Linked DNA regions of Homo sapiens: all the other regions are linked to region 2. A link is a contact called in ENCODE Hi-C or POLR2A ChIA-PET data. All regions are on one chromosome and are shown on one strand. Each heading gives the region's core, a stretch centred on a gene start or an enhancer-like site at or near the end of the contact. The rest is flanking DNA. Distances are from core to core; before and after follow the strand shown. Region 1 overlaps LOC105377529 (a long non-coding RNA gene). Region 2 overlaps PALLD (palladin, cytoskeletal associated protein). Region 3 overlaps PALLD (palladin, cytoskeletal associated protein).

Region 1 (2,700 bases), core at 188-2,687, 440 kb before region 2:
TTCCCTCAATTTCTGTCTGTCTGAGAAAGCTTTAATTTCTCCTCACCTTTTGAAGGATAATTTCACAGGGCACAGAATTCTAGGTTTGTGGTGTTTTTTTCCATCCACGCTAAGTATTTCATTCCACTTTCTACTTGCCTGCATGGTTTCTGAGAAGTCACATATAATTCTTATCTTTGCTCCTTTATAGGCAAAGTTTTTTCTCTCTGGCTTCTTTTAGGATATTTTTTCTTTACCTCTGATTTTCTAGTCTAAAAATGATATGCCTAGGTAGAGTTTTCTTTTGGAATTTATCTTGTTTTGTGTTCCCTGAGCTTTTTCAATCTATGGTTTGGTGACTGAAGACAATTTGGGGGAAATTCTCAATCATTGCTATTCAAATATTTCTTCTGTTCCTTTCTCTCATTCTTTTCCTTCTGGTGTTTCCATTTGTGTATGTCCCACTCTTTTCGGATATTCTGTTCTGGTTTTTTGTTTTTTTTTTCAGTCTTCTTTTTCTGTTTGCTCTTTAGTCTGGGAGGTTTCTACTGAGGTATCTTCAAGTTTACAGATTCTTTTTCGGCTGTGTGCAGTCTGCTAATAAGCCATCAGACACATTCTTCATTCTGATTACACTGCTTTTGAGCTCTAGCATTTATTTTTGGTTCTTTCTTGGGATTTCCATCCCTCTGCTTACATTGCCCATCTGTTCTTGCATGCTGTCTACTTTATCCATTACAGCCCTAAGCATGTTAATAATAGTTGTTTTAAATTTCCAGCCTAATAATTCCACCATCCCTGACATATTTTAGGCTGGTTCTCAGGCTTTCTCTGTCTCTTCAAACTACATTTTTGCCTTTCAATATGTCTTGTAATTTTTTCTTGATAGCTGGACATGAGGCACTGGTTAAAAGGAACTGCTGTCGATTAGCCTTTAGTAATGTGGTGGTATGGTGTTGGGGTGGGGAAGTGTTCTATAATTTCACAATTAGGTATCTGTTCTTTAGGCAGCCTGTGCCTCTGGACTGTGAACTTCACAGATGTGTCTCAGTTCCCACCCTGCACAGGTGGACTGAATGGCTAGAGTGGGTTGGAGTTGGGCATTTATTTTCCCTGGGTCAGTTAGGGTCTGATGAAACCCCAGCAGGTTAGGCTCTGGTTAAATAGTTTCTCCTGAGGGCAGGCATTGTTAAGAACACAGTTTTCTGGCGTATTTCAAAATGGTTCCTTTTCTCCTCCCCATGCCAGAAGGAGAGGATTCGTCTCCAATATTCACTGCGAGGAACTGTTTGAGCTCCTGGAGGGGGACTCAGTCCCCTGGAATATTTATTAATATCTCTCAAACTTGTCCACACTGAGCCTCCAGCAATTCATCAGTTGCAATTCAGGTTTCCCTTCCCCAACACAGGTTCCTGAGAGGTTTCAGCTTGTGGGTTTCCGCTCAGTTGCTCCATTATGGGGGCAGCGGTTTGCCCTGTGACTTCACTTCTCTTATGGATCTAAGAATAGAATTGTTGATTTTTCAGTTTGTTCTGCATTTTATTTGTGGTGGGAAACAGTAGCAACTTCTTATAAGCTAGACTGGAACCACAAGCCTATTTTTTAGTTTGGTTTTCTTTAGGTAGAATGAATGGAGGCAGGACAAAAGTGGGAATCCAAGTTTTGAAATGAGTTATTTTGAGACCTCAGGTGTCTGAATTTGAGCAGAGTGTATCGCATTCATTGGCCTTTTACATATATCCTATATCGTTATTCAGAGATTGGTTTGATTTCAACTTGGCCCTGGGGATATGAACCTAAATACGGTACATTTTGAGTGGGATCCCTGATGTGATCGGCCCTGAATGATCCTATCACATCTCAAATAAAAGTTGACTGGAAGGACTCAGATTGCCTCTCTTTGATCCCATCCTTAGGTTCTTCCGTTCCCTCCCGTGCGCTGTTTCGTCTGCGGCCCCCTCCCTTCTGGAGTTCTGTGCGTGTGCTCCGGTTGACCTGGCTCCTCTCCAGGCCTGCTGCACCGCTCATACTCGGGAACGGCCCCGCACTGTGCTCCCTGCCGGGATTGACTTTTTCTTAGTGCTCACATTTTCTTCTTTCTTGTTTTACTCTCTTGTTTGCTTGAGGACATCTTCACATTACCTATTCATAAAAATACTCGAGAAAGAGGATTTCTGAGGGTTTTCAGGTCTGGAAATATTTTTGCCCGTCTTCCTACTTAAATGATAGGTTAGCTGGCTCTAAGAATCATTTTCCTCACATATTCTACCACAGCTACCTAACGTGCACCTCTGTGTCTCCTTTTCCTCTCCCAGCTCCATGTAACTGTAACTCCTTCTCAAATGGAGCCTAGGAGGCAGAAGGAAGGGCATGCAGGGTTTTAGGTGCTGTGGGGATTCAATACAGAGAGGGCCTGTACTGGACCTGGGCCGGAGCATCCTTCAGGCCAGAGAGAGCTTGGGGCCTGAGAGGTACCTTGAGGCAAGGGTCAGAGCTCTGAGGTTACTGAAGAGAGCTTGGCCCATGGGATCCATAGACAAGAGAAAAGACAAGAAGGAGAACAACCCAGCTGATCAGTGCAGACCAATTTTTTTTTCTTTTTTTTGAGACAGTCTCTTTCTGTTGCCCAGGCTGGAGTTCAGTGGTGTGATCTCGGGCTCACTGATCCTCCGCCTCCAGGGTTCAAGTGATTCTCACGCCTCAGCCTCCCAAGTAGCTGGG
Region 2 (2,700 bases), core at 19-2,518:
TACATGTGAAGTATTTTGAGCAATGTTCAAGCATGCCTTTGATAAATGTGAGCTATTAGTATTCAGGACGGTCATGTAAATAATTCAGTGTCCAAATGTGGGCCCTTTAATCTGGGACAAAGGCTGAACTATATAGAACTCTAGACAACTGGCAGATTGACTGTCCTGGGGAAAAGGGAACACGTAGCCATCCCATTCATATTACATAATGTCAAGGTCACACACTGCACAGACAGACTGACTTACCAAAATTAACAAAATTTGTGTATCACTGGGTACTAGAGTGTATAAGAGATCAGATGGAATAAGAAAGCCTTAATTAAAAAATCATGAATTATAATTTAAAGCATTTAAGATAGACGTACCACTTACATGTTAATCACTCATTTTGCTGAACTTAGAACATTCCTTTTCAGGCTGGGCGAGGTGGCTCACACCTGTAATCCCAGCACTCTGGGAGGCCGAGGCGGGTGGATCACGAGGTCAAGAGATCGAGACCATCCTGGTCAACATGGTGAAACCTTGTCTCTACTAAAAATACAAAAATTAGCTGGGCGTGATGGCATGTGCCTGTAATCCCAGCTACTTTGGAGGCTGAGGCAGGAGAATCGCTTGAACCCGGGAGGCGGAGCTTGCAGTGAGCCAAGATCGCGCCACTGCACTCCAGCCTGGCAACAGAGTGAGACTCCGTCTCAAAAAAAAAAAAAAAAAAAAGAACATTCCTTCTCAGCATTATCCCAAATATATTGTAAAGTTTAGTTTAAATTATTTTTACAGTGTTTTCATCCTTCTTCATGGCCTCCTTCCCACAAATATCAGGAAAATGGGAACTGATGAGGAGAGTAACATTAAATAAAAAGGGAAGTACAAGTAATTTTATTGTTGTGCTCAGCACAGACGGACCCAATTACAGTCCTACAAGTACCTGGGTTGCTTCCCTCCTGACCTGGAGAACAGTCCCCTGGTACACTGTCATTGTGGAAACAGAGAAAACACATCTGTTAAAAATGAGCTTTAGTGGAAAAAATTCAGCTGGCATTCTCTTTTCCTCTCTGTCGTCCTTTTTTAATAGCACTCTTATGTAAGGTCGTTACTATATATAGTAGAGAACAGGGAGCTGTGATTTGACCTGTACAGAGGCAGTCAGATATGGGCCATTTCCTACCTTGGTGGGCCCAAAGGCAGCTGAACCTGCTGGACAGCAGGAGCGGCGGCACCTGGAACCCTTGCTCTTTGAGACCTCAGCACAGCTGCACGGCTGTTCTCTTCTTGCATCTTCAGCTTCCCACCTACAAAATCGGCACAGGGCCTACTTCTGATCTAACTCATTGGGGATGCCTGTGGAACCTCAGAGAACATCTGGGAAACATTTTTTTGGCTTTGTCAATACGTATTTTTCCTCTGTATATCCATCCAAGATTTATGCAAGAGCTAGAATTGTAACATTCCAGTCTAAGAAACCTAGACCGTCCTACCATCCCTGACCAGCTTGTCCAAGCAAGATAACTGCTTGTTTATTGTCTTTTTCTCCCACTACCAGTCTTTCTCAAGAGCAGAGTTCACATCTATTCTGTTCAACAATGTATTATCTTAGATACAGCATACCATCCATGAATGAATGAATGAATGAATGAATGAATGACTCCATGAGTAAACAGAGGCAGTAGTAGCAAACATTTACTGAACACTTACCAGGAGACTCTAGACAAATTTAATCTTTCGTACCTCTGTTTTCTCATCTATGTAATGGGGTAATAATAGAACCCACAGAGTAGGGCTGTTGCAGAGATTAAAAGAGAATAGTGCTTAGTTGTTACTGGAATCCTCTCTTCCTCTTTAGTCAGTGGCACCATCCCTGATCCTGTTTCACAAGTCAGAACCGCAGAAGTCAGAGCTGCCTGTCTCCATCCGTCTCATCTCAACCATCATGAGTCCTGCCTTTCCCTCTCCTACACTTCTCCCACACGCTGTTCTCTTCCATGCAGCCAGTTTCAAAAACCACATGGAATCCTGTGACTCTTGACTTCCCTGTCCCCAGTGACTTTCGCTTGCTCTTGGGATCAACTCCAAATTCCTTCACCTGGCCCACCAGGCCTGGTCGCCCCCTGTAGCCTCTTCTTTTCTCCCTCCCACCCCCATTCTCAGAGTCTCAGCCCTTCCCTTCAATGTGCGATTCCTCCTGACTGCACACCTGTCTCTGTCTCCCATTTAGCCTTCAGATGTCAGGTCAAACATCACTTCCTGAGGCTCTTTCCTCAGGCCTCCAAACCACACGAGGTCTTTCAGTTTCCTGCCCTCAGAGGTTGTGGCACATTTTTTTCGCAGCATCTGCCACACCAGCACTCCTTACATGTCTTTTATCTGGTCTCTAATAATTCCACGCACCCAGGCCCTTGAGGGTCTTTTCTAGCTTTGGTAAAATGCGAGCTGGGAGGGAGGATGCTGACAGAGGAGTGAGTAAAGGCTGGTCTAGAGGGCATCTGAGAGCTTCTGTGGACTTCTTCTAGAAGGACCATTGATCATCTGTAAAACAACCTGTATTTGACTTTTAAGGCCAAAATTTCTAAGGAAAAAAATGTCTGTACACACATGGGAAAAGCTAGTAATTATGCTGGCTAAAAGAAAAAGTTACTCTGTGAGATGCTCATATATGAAGTCCTCTCAGATGTTGCTATCTCACTTCTCATTTTCCTATCAATA
Region 3 (2,700 bases), core at 95-2,594, 340 kb after region 2:
CTTAAAAAATATTTTCTGTTGATTGACCATGATTAACTTAATACAAAAAAAGGGAAGGATACCCATGAAGGGATTTGTTTTCTTTTTCCATAGAGAAAGATACTGGAAATTGCCAGGCTACCATTTTCTTTGAAGATATTTGGAATATGAATTCCAAGCGTAGATTTTTAAAGGTGGCAATTCCACTATCTCCATTTCTGGAGGCTTTCAGTAAGCTATGCATAACTTCTAACTCCACAGTGACAGTGGCTAAGTCTTCTCATTAACAACTGCAGCATGGGATCAAGAATCATAAGAGCTGAGTTATACTCCAGTCTCCATGACTAATGAATGATTTTTGTATTACTAGGCACATCATTTCACAGTTTTTGATCCCAGTCTCCTTACATTTAAATGGTTTAAAACATACAGTTGATAAAATATTTTTAAAGGTATAAATACCTTTAAAATAAATAAATAATACCTTTAAAAATAAATAAATACCTTTAAAAATATAAGGCCTCCTTTTTATAATACCGGAGGTAATTTTGAACTAAAATTCTTCACAAATTTTTTACTAACTCACAAAGTCAAGAGTGGAGAGAACAGGGAAGGTGAGTGATGTCAGGGAACAGGTCTTTATGCTGTTTGGAAGGAGTATATGAGAATATGGGACATTTGAGCATAAGCAGAGAAAAAATGAATTCTGACTTGATTTCATTTAATGTAGTAATTCAAATTGTTAATATAATTTGCATATCATGTGAATACTACCTCAATTGTATATAACGTCCTTTTTTATGCATAGGGTTTTCTTCTATCAGCTCTTCTTTCTCTTGTTGAGATTTTGTTGGATATGCAATAATAAAGGAGGAAAACATATTTTCAGTCCTGTTTGTAGTCATAAGTGGTGTTCACACAGTGTGAGAGGGTGAAGTGACTGCATGTGAAGTACAAATGCCTTGCCTTGAAGTGACTGGCCTGGTTTTACCCTGTTGTTTCTGTTACTTCTTCCCTGAGTGGGGGCTTCTTTATCCACATTTGTAAGGTTCATCATGCCAGCTTTCAAAAGCAAACAATCTCTGTTGTTTAATCTAAGCTCCAGCCAGCTGCTTAGTAGCCCAGGCATGTTAACCTAGCAATTGGTTTCCCTAATCTGGACCCAGTTGAGTCACTAAGATTCTGCTCTGTTCTTTTGTCTTTCTGGAGCTATGGTCCTAACTTTCACTTGCTTAAACTCTTGCAAGGTAAAGGTTTCTCCCCCGTGTTCCAGCTCCTGTATCTTGATCCTACTGTCTGCTGCCATGTTTTCCTGTGACGCATTCCCTATAAGTCAGCCTGGACCTTTCCATTGGCCAACCGCCAAGCTTCTTGGCACCATACCTCACTTACCTCCCAGTACAGCTGCCAACTACCCAACACTGAGGAGCGTCTCTGCTCTCACCAACCAGTGTCTCTTGGGCTTCTGCTTATGGCTTGCTTTAGATTCTCCTGACATCTCCTTGCCTCTCCACACGTCTGTCAACTGCTTCTGTGACCTCAGGAAATGGCCTGCCAATCAATAGGTCTGCCTAAGCTCCAGGTCCTAGGTCCTCTGGACTGACACAGTCTGAGTCAGGTTCTAAAATGCCCCATTGCAGGAAATCTTTAATAAAGGTTTTCTTCCTGATAGAAAATTTCCTTCAAAGATTTTCTCTTATGACTGTCATATGTCTCATGTGGTCAAAAGAGCTCAATGTTCTTAGGCGTCTGGTGCACTTACAAATACATGACAAGGAGGATCAAGATCTTTGGAACAGAAATTTAAAAAATCCAATGAGCATCTATGCTCTCCCTCTCAAACAAAAACAGCCTCCAAACCCAAAAAACTCTATAGGATACAAACATGACCAGCTAACTTTCAACAATGGAACATTTTATGAGACTTAATTATTCTAGAAGGGCATAATTTGTCAAGTTTGGACTTTCATAGACTGCAGAATAAGAGAAAACTAGTTAATAATACTGCAGATACTAACTAAATTAAATTTTAGTTCTGCTACCCCCAAAGAGGCAGAAGTGTGAATTTGATGACCCCTAGAATCACCAAATGGTTAAGTGAATTTTAATACAGTAATTATGGTCTGTTCACCTGAATTAATCCTTCAATGCTAAATGGACTGCTTTCTGTCATTTTTTAAAGGTTGTAGTATACTTCAAGGGTTATTTTGGAAGTAAATGTAGGTGGAACCATATGTAGTTTGAAAACCTGTGGAACTGTTTTGAGTGACATGAGAATGAATGTCTAATGAAAATTATTTATTTGCAAGATTGATAGGTTAAAAAATCTAAATAGAATCTGAAACATTCATTTCTGTCAAAGGTAAAATGTAAGAAACAAATTCTTCATGTATATAAATCTGTATAAATAATCTACATAAATAACATATAAATGCAGAATTTAGAACGACATATTTAATTAAATGAACACATGAAAAAGTTTTTTACTGCCCCCTGCTGTCAGTTTCTTAAAGAATTATAGTAAAATTACTGTAAAGCTGACTCAAAGTGAATTAGTTGAACAAATTGGTCGGGGGAAAAAAATCGCCCACCTGTAATCACACCACTTTTCAGCCAGTAATGCTAATTTTTACTTCATGTGTGTGCACAATGAGGTCAGATTAAGAAACCAACACTAGCAAAGCTTGTGTTAGTGAGCAAAGGATCAGAGATACAGGGAAG

The links. A loop is a pair of places that touch in the nucleus more often than their neighbours do. ChIA-PET counts read pairs that join two places held with the same protein, here RNA polymerase II (POLR2A). Pooled maps may share reads with other maps.
Region 1: a map with no recorded cell type shows a loop between it and region 2 (10-fold over the local background). The contact joins two enhancer-like sites. A Hi-C loop is called at or near these places in 4 of 37 single-sample maps with no recorded cell type and 4 of 50 pooled maps.
Region 3: a pooled map shows a loop between it and region 2 (2.1-fold over the local background). The contact joins two enhancer-like sites. A Hi-C loop is called at or near these places in 1 of 168 maps with a recorded cell type or tissue (IMR-90) and 7 of 50 pooled maps. POLR2A ChIA-PET finds 5 or more read pairs at or near these places in 4 of 52 experiments (BJ, RWPE1, activated CD4-positive, alpha-beta T cell and 1 more).

The regions. Positions count from the first base shown.
Region 1 is chr4:169,292,273-169,294,972 of GRCh38, reverse strand. All of the region lies in intron 2 of LOC105377529 (a long non-coding RNA gene), which reads left to right. Among named protein-coding and RNA genes, the nearest start is that of SH3RF1, 23 kb to the right of the region's middle. RefSeq lists enhancers at 1,445-1,564, 1,575-1,644. Within about 2 kb of position 1,437, at least 3 of the 41 ENCODE cell types and tissues checked have a DNase peak (open chromatin) inside an H3K27ac peak, as active enhancers do.
Region 2 is chr4:168,853,104-168,855,803 of GRCh38, reverse strand. All of the region lies in intron 10 of PALLD (palladin, cytoskeletal associated protein), which reads right to left. LOC102723331 (a long non-coding RNA gene) reads left to right here. Exons shown (of 2, transcript XR_007058358.1): 2 at 1-2,700. Among named protein-coding and RNA genes, the nearest start is that of CBR4, 160 kb to the left of the region's middle. Within about 2 kb of position 1,268, at least 11 of the 41 ENCODE cell types and tissues checked have a DNase peak (open chromatin) inside an H3K27ac peak, as active enhancers do.
Region 3 is chr4:168,514,242-168,516,941 of GRCh38, reverse strand. All of the region lies in intron 2 of PALLD (palladin, cytoskeletal associated protein), which reads right to left. All of the region lies in intron 1 of LOC107986198 (a long non-coding RNA gene), which reads left to right. Among named protein-coding and RNA genes, the nearest start is that of PALLD, 19 kb to the right of the region's middle. Within about 2 kb of position 1,344, at least 5 of the 41 ENCODE cell types and tissues checked have a DNase peak (open chromatin) inside an H3K27ac peak, as active enhancers do.